2 separate regions of the Homo sapiens genome follow, and region 2 is linked to region 1. The links are chromatin loops, found by intact Hi-C in ENCODE. Cell type or tissue: Caco-2. All regions are shown on one strand. Each heading gives the region's core, and the rest is flanking DNA. Links, peaks and the distances in the headings are about the cores only. Region 1 overlaps LOC101927598 (a long non-coding RNA gene). Region 2 overlaps LOC105370497 (a long non-coding RNA gene).

What was found. Peaks named below come from ENCODE experiments on the same cell type or tissue, not always from the same donor. Only the 100,000 strongest peaks of a DNase experiment are listed, where the experiment ranks them.
Region 2: it touches region 1 in a loop (9-fold over the local background); 54 of 110 quality-filtered maps call a loop at or near these places.

The regions. Positions count from the first base shown.
Region 1 is chr14:51,773,622-51,784,370 of GRCh38, forward strand. The region is part of intron 1 of LOC101927598 (a long non-coding RNA gene); the gene reads left to right. Among named protein-coding and RNA genes, the nearest start is that of GNG2, 82 kb to the right of the region's middle. RefSeq lists a silencer at 2,421-2,590 and an enhancer at 6,399-6,468. In Caco-2, for the core only: a CTCF peak has its summit at 6,655 (motif pointing left); a DNase peak (open chromatin) is centred at 6,700.
Region 2 is chr14:51,973,343-51,984,091 of GRCh38, forward strand. It overlaps LOC105370497 (a long non-coding RNA gene), which reads right to left. Exons shown (of 3, transcript XR_007064166.1): 3 at 9,184-9,587. Among named protein-coding and RNA genes, the nearest start is that of RTRAF, 11 kb to the right of the region's middle. In Caco-2, for the core only: a CTCF peak has its summit at 5,949 (motif pointing left); a DNase peak (open chromatin) is centred at 5,919.

The DNA.
Region 1 (10,749 bases), core at 3,767-8,766:
ACAGCCACCCGGTGATATTGCTCCTAATATTCACGGAAGAAGCGTATGATATTACTCCCAATATCACAGGGAGTGTACACCTCTTCTGTGATATTGTTCCTAGTATCCCGAGGGAGAGAGGATAATTCCAGCATCGCAGGCTGTGTTCACTCACCCTGTGATATTGTTATTAATATCCTCAAAGGGAGAGGATGATATTACTCCCCATAATAGATAGATATTACTCCCCATAATAGAGCAGGAGGTGTACACCCACCCTGTGATATTCTTCCTAATATTCAGAGGCCAAGAGGTTGATATTACTCCCAATATCGCAGGAAGTGTACAACCCTGTGTGAGATGGTCCTTAATAATATTCCAAGGCGGAGAGGGTGATCTTACTTCATATATCGCAGAAAGTGTACGACCCCCAGGGATATTGTTCCCATGATCCTGGAGGGAAGAGGATGATATTACTTTAAATATCACAGAAGGTGGACACGCCCCCACTGATATTGTTTCTAATTTCCGCGTGGGAGAGGATATGACACCCAATATCGCAGGGAGTAGAAACACCCCTGTGATACTGTTCTTCATATTCAGGGAGAAAGAGGATGATATTACTCCCAATGCAGACGGGTGTACACCCGTCTGTGAAATACTTCATAATTTCCAGAGGGGGAGATGATATTACTCACAATATCGTAAACAGGCTGTGGGTCCACCGTGGATCGTAAAAACCAGGGGCGGCGAGGGCGTGGCTCTTACTCCCCACATCGCGGGGGGGCCTCATCCCCCTGCCATCTGGGTCATGAGAGCCAGGGGCGGCGAGGGCGTGGCTTTTACTCCCCACACCGCAGGGAGTGCCTCACCCCCCTGCCATGTGCGTCTTGAGAGCCAGGGGGGGCGAGGGGGTGGCTCTTACTCCCCACATCGCGAGGGGCGACTCACCCCCCTGCCATGTGGTTCATGAGAGCCATGGGGGGCAAGGGGGTGGCTCTTACTCCCCACATCGCGGGGGGTGACTCACCCCCCTGCCATGTGGAACGTAAGAGCCGGGGGGGGGGGCGAGGGGGTGGCTCTTACTCCCCACATCGCGGGGTGCCTTACCTGTACTCTTCATTCTGACCTCAGCTCCACCTCCCCTCCCCAGAAAGTTCTTCCATGACCACTCATTCCAAAATTGGTTCTCCACTGTGTCTCTATCACAGAACCCTGTTTATTTGTTAATACCAGCAATCACAACTCTGATTCACTAATTCACTTATTGATTATTCTTTGCCTGCGTCCTATACCATAATGTGGACCTGTGAAGGTGAGACCCTTGTCCATCTAGCTTAATCTAGCTTAACATACGCTAGCACTTACGGCAGGTCCTTGGCTCAGCAGGCACTCAATGAATTGGGGTCGAATGAATACAGTAACACTGGATCATTAGAAAAGGAGAGAAAACTTCCTCAACGCTAAAATGCACTTTTTATCGATTCTGGAAGGGGGCTGCATCTTCCATTGGATATGGATATTTAATGTCATATTTCATTCCCACTCCTCTCTGAAAAGTTCCTAGTACATCGAGGTGCTCATGTGGTAGATTGTGTCTTAGCACCAAGGAAGGACAACAAGCAAGGATTATCCTGGGAAGGGAGCTTAACTACCTCTAAATCCAGGATGCTTTTTCTGAGCAATGAGGAGGATGGAGGCACATCAAAGGGGACAGAATAAGGAAACCAGTGCTCAGAAATGATGAGAAGGAACGTGGAGTAGGAAGGCATCCGGAGATGGCAGGCCAGCCTGCAATGGTCTTCATCCTGCACAGAGCAGTACGAATTTTCCTTCCTCCCAGCTTGGGAGTGGATGGGGCCAGGAGTAGCTGCCTCACTTCAGGTGTTCCAGCAAGCATGCATTCAATGGCCTACAGGCCTGAGGTAGCAGGGTACGTAGGCCTAATCCCATCTGCCTGCTTGAGTCTCAGGTATTGCACAAAACCAAAGTCTGTGCTTAGCGACTGCCCCCAGGTTTGAGCAACTGCTTAAAGCATTATCTGCTCAAAGTACAGCAGTGCACCACCAACGTCAGGACCTCTCAAAGAGCTTGCATAAAACGCAGGGCATTGGGCCCAATTCCCAACCTGCAGAACTGGCCTTCACAAACAGAGCCCAGGAATCTGCTTTTTAATTTATTTATTTATTTATTTATTTATTTATTTATTTATTTATTTATTTTGAGACGGAGTCTCGCTCTGTCGCCCAGGCTGGAGTGCAGTGGCGCCATCTCGGCTCACTGCAAGCTCCGCCTCCCGGGTTCACGCCATTCTCCTGCCTCAGCCTCCCGAGTAGCTGGAGCTACAGGCGCCCGCCGCCACGCCTGGCCAATTTTTTTGTATTTTTAGTAGAGATGGGGTTTCACCGTGTTAGCCAGGATGGTCTCGATCTCCCGACCTCGTGATCCACCCGTCTCGGCCTCCCAAAGTGCTGAGATTACAGGCGTGAGCCACCGTGCCCAGCCAAATCTGCTTTTTAATCAGCTCCCTGCTTCGCGGGATTCTTAGGTGAGTGGTTCTCAAACCTAATAAGTTGAAGTGGGGGATGACTCATTCAGGAGGCTCATTCTCCTCCGCTGCGCCTCCTCCAGCCCTCTTAAATGTTGTCTCTTCATCTTTCTTCGTACCTTCGGTTTATCACACTCCAGGCAGCTTCTGGTGTGCCTGCCCCTGTCCATTACAGAGGAGAAAGGAATCCACAGGCCCCTGCTGGGCGAGCTTGGGTGAGTCTGGGGGAGCTCCAGACGTGCCCCGGAGGGCCTGGGAGGAACTAGGTCAGATCTCTCCTTTGGGGACCTACTGCCTGTTCCTAACTGCAGCCTGACCTCTGGTGGTCAGAAGGGAGTCGTTTGGTAGGAAGAACCCAGAAAGTTTGGCTTTTTGCAATTGGGGGCTTGTGGGAGGAGGAAATTTAATCCTTACAAACTCCATCTCTGCTTGCAGAGGCTCCTTTGCTAAGCCTGGGGTTATTTGAGGAGGGGGTGGTGTGCAGTTTATGGCTCTTCCAAGTTCCTTGTTTTGCCTCCGTGGCACGCTGATCTTGACAGCTCCCCTGTACCTGAACGTTTGTGGGAACATTTTAGCTGCATTGCTGCCTTTCATCTGAGGGGGCAGAGGAGAGAGAGAGAGATGGGCAAGGAAGGAGATGTTGGGTCTTTTCATGTTTTTAAAGGTTTTCTTTTTTTTTAAAGGTGGGGTGGCCAAGGTTGAAAAGCCTAGCAAGCAGACACAGCTCTGGAAGGTGTGCCTGTGGCCTCCATTATTCATGTCTTGACCTTCTCTCAGCGGCCAAGCGCCCACTCTGCCTCTCACTTGGCTGGGGCACCTGAAACCGCTGAGGCCTGAGAGCGCTGGCTCCATGGCTGCAGCAGCCCTTTCTCTGCCCCACCAGGCCCAGGTGTGGCTTTTCTGGCATCCAGATCCTTAACCTGGTCAACGTGCTAAAGCTCAGTCACACACAGGATGAAAGTGGCCATAAAAACACTTAGAGAAGCCTCTCTGGCAATAAATCGCCCTCTCCTTTCCTTTTTAATTCTTAGGAATTAATTAACTTAATTATTAGCTAATTAATTAGTAGTTAATTAGTCAATTAACTAGCAGAACTAGATCACCTGACTTCCATGATAAACAATAATGTGCTTTTGCATTTCCAGAACCAAAATATAGTGCCCAATTCAAGGAACTGTTACTCTTTAGTAATCACAAATAGTGTAACAATGTTGGTAAACAGAGACGTTAAGGCTGGACCAAGAAAGGTAGTGCGGTAGAATGGGAAGTGCACAGTCTGGCAGTTGGAAGCTGGAGCTATGGTTGGGTTGACTGGGCAATTGATTTATTCAGTCATTTAACAAACTTGACTGAGAGCCCTTGATGAAGCAGGCATTGCACTGAATGCCAGGAAGACCAAGAAAAGCAAGACATATGACCCCTACCCCCAAGTTATTTTCAGTCTTGTGGGAGGCAATCAAAAGACATATAAACTGTTTAGACCATGAAATCTGTCTGGCATATTTAGCTCCTCGATTTGCTGCATGGTCTTCATCATTGTCAATCTCCTTCAGAGAATGCATGGAATCTCATTTCGTTCTCGCAATAATCCTATGAGGGAGGTCTTATCATCCCCTTTTATAAGGAAACTGAGTCCTTAGAAAGATCAGAGAGTTTGCCCAAGGCCAAATGGCCAGTAAGTGGTGGAGCTGGCACTGCAATCTAAGTCAGCCTGACTCCAGAGCCTGTGCTGGTGGCCACCAGGCTACACGGTTCTCCAAGATCTCCCACCTCTAATCTTTTTTCTGCTGCTCTTTTGCAGAGTCCACTTCCTGCCCTCTCACTTAACAAAGTCATCTCTGCCCATCCACCCAGCCTGATGGTCTTCCCTCCAGTCTCAGGGAAAAAGACACACACCCTCCTGCAAAGCCCATGCTCCTCACCTGAGCCTCCTCCAGTCCTCTTAGGATCGTGCCTCTTCATCTTTCTCCTGCACCTTCAATTTATCACACTCTACTTGTTTCTTCCCCGCTCAGTCCCTAAATGTGTCAAGCGCCCTCCTGTTCTAAACAATCCCCAAAATACAACAAAACAAGAGCTTCCTTTTCCCCATACCCAGCTCAGCCCTACCTAGTCCCCACCCCACTAGCTCCACTTCACCAGCCCCACCCCATCACCCACCTCTCTCCTCTTCCCATCCAGCGCCCATTACATTACAGAATGTAATCGCTGTACCCGTCTCTACTTCCTCAGCTTTACATCCAACCAGTTGATGGGGTCTTCCTGAGTGGGCTCCTAAATGCCCCTCTGTATCTTGTCCCATATCCCGACTCTGACCCCTTTTGTCTCTTTCCTGCATTACTGCAACCATGCCCCCATTGGGTCCCTACTTACAGGAATAGCCTTCCTAAATATCTCCTCCACCTTAAGGGTTCAGCAATCTATTTGAAATATGAACTGTCTTCATCAAACCCTTGAGCGACCATCCACCACCTAGAGCAGGAGACCCAGCCCTTTTGTATGGCGTACAAGGCACCCTATGATCTATACAAAGGCACCCTATGATCTATACTGCCTATGGCAAGAGCCTATCCATTACTGACTCTCCGTGCTTTACTCTCTCACAGGACAGAGCTGCCCATGGTTGCTTGCTTGCATTTTGCTGTTTCTCACTTCCACCCCTTAGGTACTGCTCTCTAAAGAGAATGCCTTTCCTCACCCCAGCGCCCCGCCTCCAGATAAGCCTAGCTAACCCCTGCTCACTTCTTCATTAGGAATCATCACTAACCAACTCTCTCCACTCCCTCAGGAGTTTATATTCCGATTATTTGTCTATGCGTCTGTATCACATTTCCTCAAGACCTAATAGGAAAGATGATGATTCCCAATTTAAGCGCAGGGCTTCTAATTACTTTAGGTAATCAAAATATTCTCTTGCTTGAAACATGAGGTTTATGAAATCCCAGCATTTGGGAGGCCAAGCTGGTGGATCACTTGAGGTTGGAAGTTTGAGACCAGCCTGGCCAACATGGTAAAACCCCGTCTTTACTAAAAATACAAAAATCAGCGAAGTGTGTTGGTGCACGTCTGTAATCCCAGCACTTTGGGAGGCCAAGGCGGGCAGATCCCCTTAGGTCAGGAGTTCGAAACCAGCCTGGCCAACATGGCGAAACCCCATCTCTACTAAAAAATAATAATAATAAATTAGCCAGACATGGTGGTTCATGCCTGCAATCCTAGCTACTCGGGAGGCTGAGGAAGGAGAATTGCTTGAACCCAGGAGGCGGAGGTTGCATTGAGCCGAGATCACACCACTGCACTCCAGCCTGGGTAACAGAGTGAGACTCCATCTCAAAAAAAAAAAAAAAAAAAAAAAAGGATTTATGAGCTCCCAAGGAGGAGTTTAAAATGCCCTAGGTGCCACACTCTGCCCTTCACAGGTGTTTACATTCCAGGTGAGAAGGAAGAACTTGGAAAGAAGATGAGAACCCATCCGCAGAGGGCTACCTGGGGCCGAGGTGCTGAGGTAGCTAGGACTACTTTAGCTCAGACCTTGGTGTGTCTGAGGTGGGATGGAGATTGAAATCCACTCCATCTCCTGATACCGGCATAATCACAACAATAAATGATGTCTGAAGTGGACGTGCAGCAGCAGAGAACAGGCAGAGAAATGTAAAAAACAACAACATCAACAACAAAAAAAACCCCGTGCCCTTGATATTATGGGAAAAGAAATAAGGAATACACTCACATCTTAATGGAAATAGAGGAATTCAGAATTTTAAAGCCTGGTCAAGGCTCAGATAGACTCGATCAAGGACAGAGACCCCTAGGATAGTTAATTTTGGAGTTATGAGCTCTGGCAAGAATGTGAACAAAGAAGAGAGCAGCAACAAGACCTAGTGCAAACACCAAGAAGGCAAATCCTACAGCTTCCAAGCACCTCTACAGGGACTGTCTACTTTAGTCTTCCCTTCATCCCTAATCCTCATGCCTTAGCAGTCTCCTTTTGTGTTCTTTGGTTTATGCTTACCATTTGAAGGGTGACGGAGGCAACTTCTAAAAATATATTTTCATCTTAATTGAAACGTGCCAGGTTGCAAAATTCCCCTGCTGCAGGTTTCTTTTCTGAAAGAGAGTCATGTGCTGCCATCTTGTGGTTGAGAGCCGCCACAACAACAATTATGTACTCCCAACATCCCGCCCAGTCCAGTGCTGGGGTGGCGGAGGCGAGGGGCGCGAGTGGCGGGGGTGATGCGGCTTCCAGGTAGAAAGCTCTGGAAAGGGTTCCGCTGCAGGGACAATGGCAAACAGGGAATGACCAGTGGAAGGACAGGTGTCACACTGGGGACTGACCTGGTAGTAATTAGTAGCATTGGAATAGGATCCAAAGGGATTTTCCCTGGTCCCTCAACCAGTATGATTCCATCTCTAGGTGCCGTTTTCCCCCTAATTAATAGATTCTCATTAGTGGTGATTTCTTAAAAATGACCTTGTGCAATGGCAACAACACCAGACTGAGAGTTAAGACACCCGGTATCTAATTGCCCCTCTGCCACAGACTACCCAGGTAAACTAGCAACAGAGGATAATAGAAAAATTATTGACCTGGGACCAGGAGGTTTGAATTCAAGTGTGATCAGTCTGGTGTGTTACCTTAGGGAAGCTGTTTCACTGAGCTCCATCCTGTGCCAGATACTGTCCTAGGTATTTTACATGGTTTTGTTTGTTTGTTTGTTTGTTTTTCCAGTTTCTTACTCCAGGATAGTGTTCTACAAGTGAGAAAACTGAGGCTTAGCACGATTGAGGGAGCTGTCCAAGGTGTCACGGAGCCAGTGAGTCAGGATCTGATTCAAAGTCTGACTCTAAAGCATATGCGGTTTATTTATTTGTTATTTATTTGAGACGAAGTCTCACTCTGTTGCCCAAACTGGAATGTAGAGGGGCAATCTTGGCTCACTGCAATCTCCACCTCCCAGGTTCAAGCGATTCTTCTGCCTCAGCCTCCGGAGTAGCTGGGACTACAGGCATGCACCACCATGCCTGGCTAATTTTTGTATTTTTAGTGGAGACGGGGTTTCACTATGTTGGCCAGGCTGGTCTTGAACTCCTGACCTCGTGATCCGTCCGCCTCGGCCTCCCAAAGTGCTGGGATTACAGGCATCAGCCACCGTGCCTGGCTGTGGTTTATTTTTTTTAAATTTATTTTCCTTTCATAATTGTGTATCATATGAATATGATACATATATTCATTTGTGTGTGTGCAGGGGTTACACATAGGTCAGATGGCTTAAATTTATTGTGTCCTTTGATGGTAGGGCAAGCCCAATTTTCACAAGTGCTCAACAAAGCTGCAGATGCTTATGCTGTTGCTTTTTAATTTCCTGTGTGTTCTCATTTTTCCCCATCTAACGTTGTTTCTAAAGGCATTTAAGAGATCTAACGACTCTAGCTTCAAAAGTCATGTTCTTTGATTTCTGAAGATAAAAGGGACGACCTAGAGAGGGAACACTGCCATTCTGCTGAGGGATCAATCGGAAAATTAACTTCCTTACAGGGAAGACAAGATGCTCTCCATGGCGTTGATTTAGTGCTTTTTTCAGGGCTGTTGCTACAGAATCTCGCCCGGCACAGCAACCTTGTGAGGTGTGTGTTATTCTCCTCATTTGACCCTTGAGGGAATTCAGGTGCAGAGAGGTGAAAACACTTGTTTGAGATTACACAACTGTGACTTGAAGACAGGCCTTTTTCTTAAACAACTTTATTGAAGTATGATTGACATACAATAGACTGCATGCACATATTTAAAATACAAAATTTGATCTTTGATCAGTTTGACAGTATAAACCCATGAGACCAGTACCACAATCAAGATAATGAACATATCCTTTATCCCATCCATTTCCTCATGCCCCTTTGGAATCCCCCAGTCTCCACCCCCACACTGCCATCCCCAGGCAACCGTTGATCTGCTGTCACTATAGTTTTCATTTTATACAAATTTTACATAAATGGAAACATATAGTGTATATGCTTTTTTGTCTAGCGTTATTGGCATAATTATCATGAGATTCATTCCTGTTGTTTTGTGTATTATTCCATTTTATTGTTAGGGAATGTGTCTTTAGATGGGTATGCCACTATTCATTCTTTTGATGATGGACATTTAGATTATTTCTACTTTGGGGCTATAATGAATAAAGCTTCTATAAACACTGACGTGAAAATATTTGCAGCAGACCTAAGTTTTCATTTCTTTGGGGTAAAAATCTAAAAATGGAATGTCTGCATTATTTGATCAGTATATGTTTAGATTTTTCACAAACAGCTAAACTGTCTTCCCGAAATGGTCATACCAGCATGTATGAGAATTTCATACGTGGATACTCCACATCCTTGCCAATACTTGGTATGGTTAGTCTTTTCCATTTTGGACACTGTAATAGGTAGTAACATCTCATTGTGATTTTAATTTGCATTTCCATAATGACTAATGATGTTGAACATATTTTCATGTGCCTATTAGTCATTCAAATATCTTCTTTAGTGAAGTGTCTGTTCAGATCTTTTGCCCACTTACAAAAATTGGGTTGTTCGTTGGCATATTATTGAGTTTTGTGAATTCCTTATATATTCATATATAAATATTTTATCGGATATGTGATTTTTCAAATATTTCTTCTCATTCTGTAGATTTCCTTTTCATTCTTTTAATAATGTCTTTTGAGGATGGACGTTTCAAATTTTAATGATGTCCAATTTACCAAAAAATTTTTTTAGATCATGTTTTTAGTTCTGTATCTAACAAGTCTTTGTAACCCAAGGTCATAGGGATTTTCTCCTATATGCTCTTCTAAAGGTTTTGTAGTTTTGGTTTTGCTTTTAGGTCTATGATTTATTCTGATTAATTTTTTATATGATGTGAGATGTGTATTGGAGTTTTTAAAATTTATTTACTTTTTTTGCAAACGGATATCTATTTTTTTCAGCACCCCTTATTGAAAAGACTATCCTTTCTCCCCTGAATTTCCTTTGCACCGTTGTTAACTGTCAATTGACCAGATATATGTAACTCCATTATTATAATCTCTATTCTGTTCCATTGATCTATTTGTTTATTTTTATGCCGATACCATACTGATTACTATAGCATTATAATAAGTAGTTTTGAAATCAGGTAGATAAGCCCTCCAAATTTGCTGTTCTTTTTCAAAGTTGTTTTGACTATTTTTGGTCCTTTGCATTTCTGTACAAATCTTGTCAATTTCTATTTAAAAATTTCTGAGATTTTACTTAGAATCGCACTGACTCTACAGATTGTAAGGCTCACCTCATTTTTTTTACCATCTCTCAAGTGTCACAGAACTGTTTCCTATTTTCCATGTTTTGAAAAACATTCTTTCATTTTTTTTACCCCTAGTTTTGTGGTTGTTTCAGGTAGGAATTTTAAATCCCATTCCTGTTATTCCATCTTGGCTGGAAATAGCAGACTAACCAAGGCCTTTAGACCCCAGATACCTGTGCTCTTTCCATAAGAAGCCTCACGTGGGAAAAGAAGGGTCGAGTCTCACCTTTAAACAAAGAAAAAGATTTTATAAAAAGTTAAGTGACACCAGCCTTCAACAAATGCTTAAAACACTGATCCCTAACCCCTAATAACACTGGGTTACTACACACCAATTTAAAAATTCTCAAGTTTTGATTCTCATAGATCAAATCTTACTTTTGTTCAATTCTTTATTGTGTAAAGCCACAAAAAATGTGATCTCATGGCAAATTTACTCATTTGGAGAAGATGGACGGGGTGCTGTTTCCTCTGTAATTCTGATAGTTCCCAAGTGATTTCGTAATACATGAATCAGAGGACGTGGCTATGTCCTCTGTATTTAGACAGAGGAATTCATTTTTCTGATAAATCCCATCGTGTCCCCAAACAGAAAGTGGAATCAAAGACTATGGGATATTGGTGGTTGTAAGCAGAAACCCTAATGATCTACCATATATGCTTAGCTTGACTTCATTAACTTTTTGAAAATGAACCTGCTGGGAAGACAAATCTAATGTCATCCATTAAATAAGAAAAATAAAAATTAAATCATAAAAGTGAATGTGGCTGGCGTGAAAGCAAACAAAATGAAAAATGTTTTATTACACTTCCTTATTTCAAAGCAGCCTTTTAATTAAGATTTCCTCCAACAGCAAAACTAATTTGATAAGTTTATACAGCCAGCACATTTCAATTT
Region 2 (10,749 bases), core at 3,857-8,856, 200 kb after region 1:
GCCTCCCAAAATGCTGGGATTACAGTCATTAGCCACTGCGTCCGTCCAAGAATCTTGTCTCTAGGGTAGTGTAACCTTTAGGAAGTAGACAACACTAGGTGGATGGGCTTCTCTTTAATCTTTCCCTCATTGTAGGGCAGCTGAGAATGAAGCTCTCCCCTGCAAAGGGGTGGGCGATTGGCTCTGCACACAAAACAATGGGCCAAAGCTGAGTGGAGGTCGTCACCTCTCCCCCTCCAACCTCTACTGGCTCCGTGTCTTCACAACATCATGGGGACATTGTCTTCAGCCAGCAGCCCTTTGGCCTGGGTGATACCACCATGCACCAACCTGGAAGTCAGATCTCGTGGGCTTCAGGCCCAGGGGCTGCAGGAAATACATTGCTGGCTGTATCACCTTAATTTTAGCCCCAGGGGAAGGGGCCCTTCCACTATCTACTGGGAACACTATCTCTAATTGCCCTTCCCTGTGTGTGCATTTGGCGATTTACATTTAGATATAAATTAACTACAACTTTCAATAAAATTAAAAATTTGGTTCCTCAGCTGAACCAGCCATGTTTTAAGTGCCCAAAGCCACATGCAGCTAATGGCTATTGTCTTTGGACAGCACAGATATAGAGAACAGTTCCATCACCGTGGAAGGTTCTATTAGACAGCGCTGCTCTAGCATAATGGCAACCTTTTTTCCATCACAAACAACTGACTGAATATGCCTTCTCCTTGAGCCCAAATTTTGACAAAACATCAAAAAGAGGGTGAGAAAGTAAAAGTAGTGTAATGACCCCTAATAATCACAACAATTGGCCATTGGTCCTGGTAAATCATCATACAGGCTTTGGCATAGAAGAGATAGACTGCAGATTACATGTCATTCTTGGAACCCTCTAAGTCATATATTCACTCATCTCTCTCACTCATGAACATACAATGATAATAATCATAATGATCACATCAGCCGCAACAATAAAGTGAATGCTTACTTAGTACTTACCTTTGAGCAAGGCACAATGCTAGACATTTTATAGACAGCACTTCATCTAATTTTCACACTAACTCTAGGACACGGTCATTATTTATCTCCTGTAGCAGATAGCTTTGTGCCTCATGACACATCCACGATCCACTGCTGATTTCAGCCACAGCGGCAGTGGAGAGTTCTCTGCAAGCTCATTCTTCCCAGTGAAAATTGGTGCCCCTGGGGCAATCCTCAGCCAATGAGGGACGAGTCTGGAGAAAAGTCTCAGGCTCCCACCCTTTCAGAGGGACATCTCTGGATGCATTTTATATGATTTCTCTGAGCATCCCTAAGAGGATGCCCAGTCCTCAATCAGCCACAAGAGTAACCAGCCCAATAATATGCCATATTGTTTTTCTCACTTAAATCTGCCTCATTTTCTCTCTTCCTACATTGCTTCTTTCTGGGATCACCCTCAACACTACCTTTAATAAACTACCTGCATCCAGGTCCTTGACTCAGGCTCTGCTTTGCAGGGATCTCAAAGTAACTCACCCCTACTTTATAGATGAGGAATTTAGGGTTTAGAACGGTTGACATTTCTCTAAATTCCCATTACCATGAAGTGGCAGACCAAGGATATAAACCTAGGTTTGTCCCGATTCCAAAGATTTAATTCTTAACCATTATCTTATGGTGTAAATTGGAATGTAAGTACATAAAAGGGAGGTGATAATAAAAGCTCTGAGTCTGTTCTTATTTATAGAATAAGCGGATTATTTATAAACTTCAAATCTCTGAGTTACTTCTCTAAAAGGAAGAAATCAGTGAGCTCATGTCAATATTTACATTTTCTTCACAGTGGTCATTTGGTACCTAGAAAGTATCAGCAGTAGCTTCCAGGTTCATCTTGCACTGAAAATATTTCCTGGTATCAAGGAGCCTGTGCAAGGAAGAACAAGAAGAGTGATTCTAACAGGGAAGGCACAGAGTGTTTTTTTTTCTTCAGGACTTTCAGGAAGGAAAACTCTCTTCCTTTACTGACTACTCTTCCAATACCTGCTTTTCTGTCATCTTAGAGCCCAGTGACCCTCCAAGGGTCAGAAGCAGGGTCATCTGAGTAAGAGTAGAAGCTTCCAGAGACTTCACTCTCCAAGCCGTGATTTGAGAAAAGGATCAAGAACGAATTCTAGGACAAAGGCCCTTGCAAATGCAGTTTCAGGGACTCACTCAGAGCTTCTTTGGGAAAAAAGAATGGAGCTTATCTCCTTCCCCCACCGTCAATCTACTTCCTGTTCCTACTCCAGGGATATACGATGTCCCACTCAAGCTTGTAACACAGAATCCCAGCACAGATCAACAGATGCTGCTACACATGCACACACTTGCGTATGTGTGCGCCCAAGGAAAGGCTGTTCCGGAATGCTTAGGAAAGCCAATTGTCACTCTAAGAAGGGACCAGCATGATGTACTGGCATGCCCATCATAAAAAAATCACTACTCCCACCTCTAGGTTGTCTTGGTTTACTTTATAACAGCAGTTCTCAAAGAGTGTTCCAGTAACTCTTGAGGGGACTTGAGCCGCTTTCAGGGAATCTGCAAGGTCAAAACTATTTTCATAATATTATTATGATGTTATTTGCCTTTTTTACTTGCCTTCTTTCATGAACATAATTGGATATTTTAGAGGCTACATATTGACGTCACAACAAATTGAATGCAAATGCACATACAAGAATCTGTCTTCTCTTAAGCCAGACAATAAAGCAATTTGCAGAAATGTAAAACAATGCCACTGTTCCCACTGTATATTTTCTTGTTTTGAAAAATATAGTTATTTGTCATAAGAATATGTTATTTATGTTACCATGTAATGGGCTTGTTATTGTTATTTTCAATGAATTAATACATTTTTTTTTGAGATGGAGTCTTGCTCTGTTGCCCAGGCTGGAGTGCAGTGGCATGATCTCAGCTCAATGCAACCTCTGCCTCCCGGGTTCAAGCAATTCTGCCTTAGCCTCCTGAATAACTGGGATTACAGGCACAGGCCACCATGCCCAGCTTATTTTGAATTTTTTTAGTAGAGACAGGGTTTCGCCATGTTGGCCAGGCTGGTCTCGAACTCCTGACCTTGTGATCCACCCACCCCAGCTTCCCAAAGTGCTGGGATTACAGGCGTGAGCCACCATGCCCAGCCTCATAAATACATATTTTTTAAATTTTCTCAGTTTTAATTCTAATATGGCAAATAACAAGAGCTACAACCCACATAAGCCAAAGCCCTGATAATTTTAGGAGGTCCTCAATAATTTTCAAAAGTGTAGAAGTCCCTAGACCATGAAGTTTGAGAACTGCTGTCTTATAGAATGCCTTTGAGTTCCACTCCCTACTTTCCAGATGGGAAAGTTGAAGTGCCATTCAAAATTATATAGAAATGTAGTGGCAGAGTCATGAGTAGACCGTAAATGGAAAGAGGAGATGATTCAAAAAGGCAGCATAGAAGTGTTTTAGGTCATTCCCTAGGACCACGTTCGAATGTTTTCTAGGAAAACGTTCCTGAATTCAATTTCATAATTAAACAGCATATTGAAAGACAATTTTCCACAAAAACAAAAGCGAAATCATGACTCTCACATAGGTATTAAATGAACACGTCAAAGATTTTCTCTAACTCATTATTAATAAGGAAACAAGGCAGATGTTACCAGTGGCCAAAGCAAAAATAAATAAAAGAGATTTAAAGATCAGGAATACTGAAATGAATTTGCAAATGGGTGCAAAATTGGCCTCTTTCACAAAGGAGGAGACAAGTCAGTTAGGCCTCCACTAGACATGATTCAGTTGCATGTCTAAAACAAGGATTCTTTTGCATTGCTATCAGTTATCTACAATTTACAGTTACGAAATAGCTCAAAGGCAAGGAAAGGCACTGAGCTCCCACAGAATCAGAATTAGATAATTCCGAGTCAAGTGCTGAGGCTCATGCCTGTAGTCCCAGCTACTCAGAAGGCTGAGGCAGGAAGATCGGGCTGAGGCGGGAGGATCGCTTGAGCCCAGTCCAGCCTGGGAAACATAGCAAGACCCTGTTTCTAAAAACAAAAAAGAGAAAGAAAAAAAGAATTAGATAACTTGGAAGAGTAATACTATAAACAATGCATTGTTTTCTATTGAAGTACCGGTTTTTCCTTACTTTTGAGACCACTTCAGGTGCCAGGCACTGAGTTAAGCTAAGTAATTCAGAAAAAAGAAGAACTTAGTTTGTATCCTGTTCTCCAAGATCTTACAATCCATTCCTATTACATCCCATCACTAACACTAAAGAGCACCTCTTTTCTCACAGAAAGACATGGCATTTCTTAGGGCTTATCTCTATCTGTTGGGTAATAAAAGCTAACATCAATTTAGTGCCTACCGTGTTTTGGCTCTTAACACCCTCCCAAAAGCCTTATCAGATAATAATATCCCCTCACATTACAGAATAGGAAACAGAAGCTAGAGAGTTAAGTCCCATGTCCAGAATCTCAACCGGTAAGGTTGTTTTGAGGGCCCAAACCTCAGAAGATCCAGCTCCACCTTCACGCTCTCCCTTAATCTGGTGCGAAGTCAGCAAAGGGACTCCTCGTTGGCAAGAAACGCATGATGCAGTTAGTATTCACACCAGAAAGGGCAGTCATTTTGACCCTTGAGAATCATGTGTTTTTATTAAACCCCTTAACTCAGTCAGAATTTTTAACAGCACTTTGCTTAGTAATAGACATGGTAGGACCTGAAAGAGATGTTTTGGTTCCTTCATCTTTCTTGGTGGATAACTATTTCTAGACGGTCTAGGAAGAAGAATTTATAAAGGTATTCTCTCAGAGAGACATGGGCATTACAGATGGAGTTGAGAAGTTGTGCCGAGGGTTGGCTCAGAGCAGGAACTGGCAAACCACAGCCTATGGGCCAAATTTGGCTGGTTTTTAGATGGCCTATTAGCTAATAATGGTTTTACTGTTTTAATCATGGAAAATTGTTTAAAAATATTTTGTGACATGAAAATTATAGGAAATTCAAATTTCAGTGTCTATAAATTTTCATTAGAATACAGTCACACCCATTAGTTTCATGTTTTCTGTGCCTGCTTTTAAGCTACAAGGTTCATGCCGCAAGACAGCTTTCTAAAACAGATTTGGAAACCAGGGTGATGTTACAATTGGTCAAAGCAAAAATTTAAAAAGAGACATTTAAAGATCAGGAATACTGAAATGAATTTCCAAATGGATGCAAAACTGGCTTCTTTACTGAAGGGCAGACAAGTCAGTTGAGCTTCCACTAGACAGGATTCAGTTGCATGTCTAAAACAAGAATTCTGTTCCATTGCTATCAGTTATCTACAATTTACAGTTACAAAATAGCTCAAAGACAAGGAAAGGCACTGAGTTCCCACAGAATCAGAATGAGATAACTCAGAGCCAAGTGAAATGGCACGTCTGCAGTTCCAGCTACTCAGCCAAATAGTTCTTCTATTTGCAAGATTGTCATAGATACTGTATGGCCTACAAAAGTGAAAATATCTATTATCTGGCCTTCTACAGAAAAAGTTTGCCAATTCTGGCTTAGAGTGACCTTCTGTTTCAGAATAATTTCTCAGAAACACCAGAGTAAGTAGCTCAGAACGACTTCAAGATGGCATGTCCTAAAGGCCACAGGGCTCAGAATTACTGGGGGAAATTCTGTTATTTCAGGAGACTTGGTAAAAAGGCCAAACCCCACTAGAGGCTTGAAATCCTAGCCTGAATACCACTTTGGGAAGGTTCTCCGCTAGGTTTCCCGCAATTGGCACCGCTATCACTCCATGGCTGTTCTGGTTCATGTTCTGTGGAAATCCACTTGCCTTTACCATTCTTTACAATAATTACAGCTAAGTGGTGCCTCCTGTGTGGAATTTGCCATCCCTGACCGGAACAATCTTGCACATCGTTCTTCTTTCTCAAGAGCGCCCTCTGCTGGTCAGTTCTCAGAAGGCGCCACATCATCGCGTCTTTCGTCTGCAGATGCTCTTTGCAGCCAGAAGCCGAAGGTCATTTTGATCTAGAGAAGAAAGCATTTTGGCTATTGTCTCCATGGCTGTTCGAATTTTCATTCGAGTACATAGGCATTACTGCGTCAAGATGTAGAACTTCTTCACTGTAGAAGACGCTGAGAGAACAAAACTCCCTTTGAACGCAAACCTTTGAATGCAAAGTAATAATCCCTTAGGTAAGCAGGAAAGGCCTAGGTAAGCAATGCCCTGCTGCATGCTGGATCCCCAAATTACTTGATAATAAGGCAAAGCTGAGTGCATAGTTTCCACCATAAGGAAGTCTCAATAGGAGGAAAACAGGGTCTTATTTATGAAGACTCTGACGTCTGGTTTAAGGGAGATCTTTTAATGTAGGAGAGGGAGGTTGGATTAGAATTGGGTAAGGATTGTGACATAATAGTTTAGGATTGGTGGACACATCAAGGGAATGTGAATCTAGGAATGTAAACTGTCTGTTGATGACTTGAGACTTTCCAGAAAGTTCTCCCATGAAGCATAAAGATTTGCAACTTGGCTCTTCCAGGGCAAGAGTCTCTGGACTAGTAAAGTTATGGTCTTCAGTGTGATGAAATAGTAAATAGCTGGTTAGGGTTCTCAGCCTCATAAGATGGTGAATGTCATCGAGGAGGCCAATTGTGAATAGGATGTGAGTGTAGCCATTGCCCTGGTGACTTAGTACAAAATGTTGGGCCCGCTCTGGGCTTCCAGCTTTGTTAGGGGTGACTGGAAGTGTGTTTATACCTCTTTCAGTATGTTTGGACATGGCAGCTCTGCAGCTATAAGGTAGTCCACTAGGAAAAGGGATGATCTTTCTAGGCTGCTACGATACTGGTTTGACATGAGCATCTATGTTAGGCTGGAAGGTGCAAAGTGAATGAGAGACAGACCCTTGGGATCCTGCCCCAGCTGGGGAGGAGCTCTGCAGAGGCCCACATTAAAAAGCTACTGAAGGTGCACAGTGGACAGTGCCCAGGCTTGGTTGGATGTGGGGAAAAGTCAGGGAAACCTGCACATGGTTGAAGTCAAAACTGAGATTCAAAGGGTGATGGGAACTCACTAGGCTGGGAAAGGATCAAGGGAAATGCAAGAGAACAAGGGGGTTTATTGTGGAGGGTGAAATATTGACTTTTAGCCATGTTGGCTGTGAGGTAGAGAATGGGGCTAGCCCAAGAAATGCAAAATTGGAGCTTCTCTGAGAGGTGGGGATTGAACAAGTGGGTTTATACTCATGTTTAGGCAGGGAGAAAGAGGAAGGCATGGAAAATCCCTGGAAAAGCTAAAATAACCAAAGGAAAGAGCATAAATCAAGAGTAGAGGTACACACCCCCAAGGGAAAACTGTGATGCTTATGCTGCAGCATCAGTGGCTGATGAAAGCTGGCCAGCTTCAATGTTCCTATGCTTCTCTCTCTAGGGCCAGAGATTGTCAGAGGAGCCAGAAAACTATCTTGGGACATGAGCTTGTCCCAACGTCTCGGGGCCACCTGCCCAGTGGAGAGGGCCATGGACAACACAGAGGAATGTGCTTGAGAAAGGAAGGAAAAGAACTCCCCCACCTCACAGAGTAGGACCGAGGAGGACAGAGAAGGTAATTAGTTTTTGTGGAACAGAGGATTTGGCCTATTTCTTACTCCGAATTTAGTCAACTCAATGCCCGAAAGGTTGGGAAACAGGAGTGGGAAAGAAATTGTTCCAAATGAAGGCTGCCTCTCGGGGGATCCTGCTGTGCAGGCTGCAGAAGCAGGGGTCTGCCTGGGCTGTTGCTAAGGTCTCAGGGGTTGAGCAGAAACAAATGAATGGTCCTGAAGGGAGGAAGGACAGAGCAGTGGCCCAGGAATGGGCCCAAGTTAGGAATTCGTGTGTAGAAGTCAGCACAATGAAACCCACAAAGTTCTCTGCGACAGCTGTTCTCAATCTTGAGCACATCAGAGTCACCTGTAGGGCTTGTTAAAACACAGATTGCTGGCCCAACCCTATGGCTTCAGATTCAGTAAGCCTGGGCTGGGGCTGGAGAATGTGCAATTCTAACAAGTTTCAGGTGATGCTGTTGCTGCCACTCAAGGGACCAGCACTGAGAACCATTGGTCTATGAGATCCCCAAAAGGAGTTGCTGTGGTTTGAACATCCTCCAGAAGTTCATGTGTTGAAAGCATGCTGCAGTGCAGAGAGGTGGGTCCATGTTTGCCATCCTTTAGGTAAGCAGATGAGGCTGAGCTGCCCAGCTTCACAGGCCACACTGTGGCAGAGGATCAGTGTCCCCCGGGCTCCTGAGGCGATGGAGCTCTTGTCACTTGGATAGTGTGGGAGCAGTGGGAGTTTCCTGTATGACTAAGAGCAGTACAGCCCTGACACAGAGAACCTGTAAACCTGTGCACCAAGAACCAAAGAGTGGATAGAGATGAGAATGGCCCAGGGGACACCAATGTGGGTCTACAAGGACGTGGAAGTGATCTGCTAACTACCACTCATTCCTTGGCATGTCAGAAGTACCCCCAAATTTAGGCACAACTCCTGAAAAAGGAGATCATAATGGATTCATCACAGATTGACGGTGATTTAACTTATAAATTGTGTGGAAAAGAAGTTCAAATCAGAAATTAGGTTCCCATGTGTGGTCTGTTTTGTATTACTTCCCTTAGCAATGCCTGGAATGAATGAACAGCCTAGGACAGACTTTACTTCCCAGGGTGCTATCAAAGACTGCCCATCTCCAGGAGATCCATACTTTTTTTAAAAACCAAATTCCAACTATTTCCTAACTGTGAGGAAAGGGTGTGAAAATGGCAGCAGCTTTAGAAACATACTCCACTGAGCTCTAAAGTCTGAGGCTGCCGGAAAGTTGGGCTCATTGGGGAAATAGCTCAAACCCTCATTAACAATCTAAATTATTTATTCCTACCTAGTCATTAGTGGGACCAATGAGGTCAGGTCTCAGGTTCCACCAATGCCACTAGGGAAACTCTACGTGATTACAGCTGGAAAGGGAAGGATGACAGAGATTTCTTTTCCCTAGCATTTGCTAACACCCACACCCAGCACTGAATATTAGATACCGAGCACTAAATTCCCAGGAGGCTGCTGCTCTTACTCGCCAACGCTAAAGTAGGAATGACCCAGCAAACATGAGAAATAAAGAGAAACAAGGTGTTCAAGTAGAAATGGGTATAAAGAGCAAAATTTTTCCCTTTATTATCAAACCTCAATATAGTAGCATATTTACAATATTTTCCAGGGAGCTTTTTAAAAGAAAAGATGTATAAAGAAACTATTGTGCTTTTTCTGAGCCTAGGACAGGAATTGAGGCCAGAATCTCACTGGAAAATTGAAAAATCTCTTTGAATTAAAAGAGTCACAGTGGTGGAGCTGGGAAGTATATGTCTTGTCTGCTAGCAGCTATATTCCTCCCTTTCTTTCTCATGCACTTTTTCTCTCAGGCTTAGAATTTGTTTTTCTATAATTGAAAAATGATCCATGCGGCTGTTCAGCTCTTCCAGCAATGCTGAGTTGTAAACGGGAGGTACGAAGGTGAATAGTTCATACGGATGAGTCTCAATCACCCACAATAATGGCTGAAAAGAGAGTAAAGTGTAATTTGCAAAGGATAATCCCCCCAATCCATTATGCTACACCAGACAATGCAACAGCTTCTGACATTCACCGTTCCCACTCACCTCACCACTGCGATGGCTTCCTAAACTGGTCTCCCAGCTTCTCACTCTCCACCAGCTCCCTTGTATTCTCCACACAGTACCCAGAAAGATCTTACAACCCAAGCCACAGCTTGTCACTCCTGCTTAAAACCTTCAGTGGCTTTCTGATGCACATGGAATAAAGTCCATACTCCACACCATGGCCTCCCTCCTCACTTAACAACAGTACACCCAACCCCCGGCTCACCACCCTCCTACCTCCCTGATCTTCCTTCAGTTTCACAGAAGCAAACCCTTGCTGACAAGGGGCCTTTGTGCTCATGCTTTTGTTCATGCTCTGCCCTTTCCCCATTGGGAAATCCGGTAATAGCTCATATTTGATAGCTGGCTTAGATGTAACCTCCTCCATGAGGCCTCCTCTGACCACCCTATCTAACGTAGGTCCCTTTCTGTTTACCTCCATCTCCTTTGCCTTGCTGTTTCCTGCCTCCCTGTTGGGCTGTAACCTCCATGAAGGGGAGGATCATGTCTGTCTTCATCATTATATCCTGAGTGTCCACCATGGTACATAGCACATGCTGAATGAATGAATGAATGTTCTCCACCCTCGCTCTTTACCCAGGTCGGACATCCTCCTTAACTGACTCATTGTGAGCTACCTAGGCCTTTAGATGTTGATATAGTTTGGATGTTGTCCCCGCCCAAGTTTCACGTTGAATTGTAATCCTCAGTGTTGGAGGTGGGGTCTGATAGGAGGCCACTGAATCATAAGGGCAAATTTCTCATGGATGCTTTAGCACTATCTCCTTGGTACCGTCCTCATGACAGTGGAGTGAGTTCTCACGAGATCAGGTCATTTAAGTGTGTTCCACCTCCCCACTCTCTCTCTTTCTTGCTCCTGTTCTGGCCATGGGACACGCCTGCTCCCACTTCCCCTTCTGCCATGATTGTAAGTTTCCTGAGGCCTCTCCAGAAGCCTAGCAGATGCCAGCACCATGCTTCCTGTACATGCAGAACCGTGAGCTAATTAAACCTTCTTTTTTTTATAAATTACCCAATCTCAACTATTTTTATAGCAATG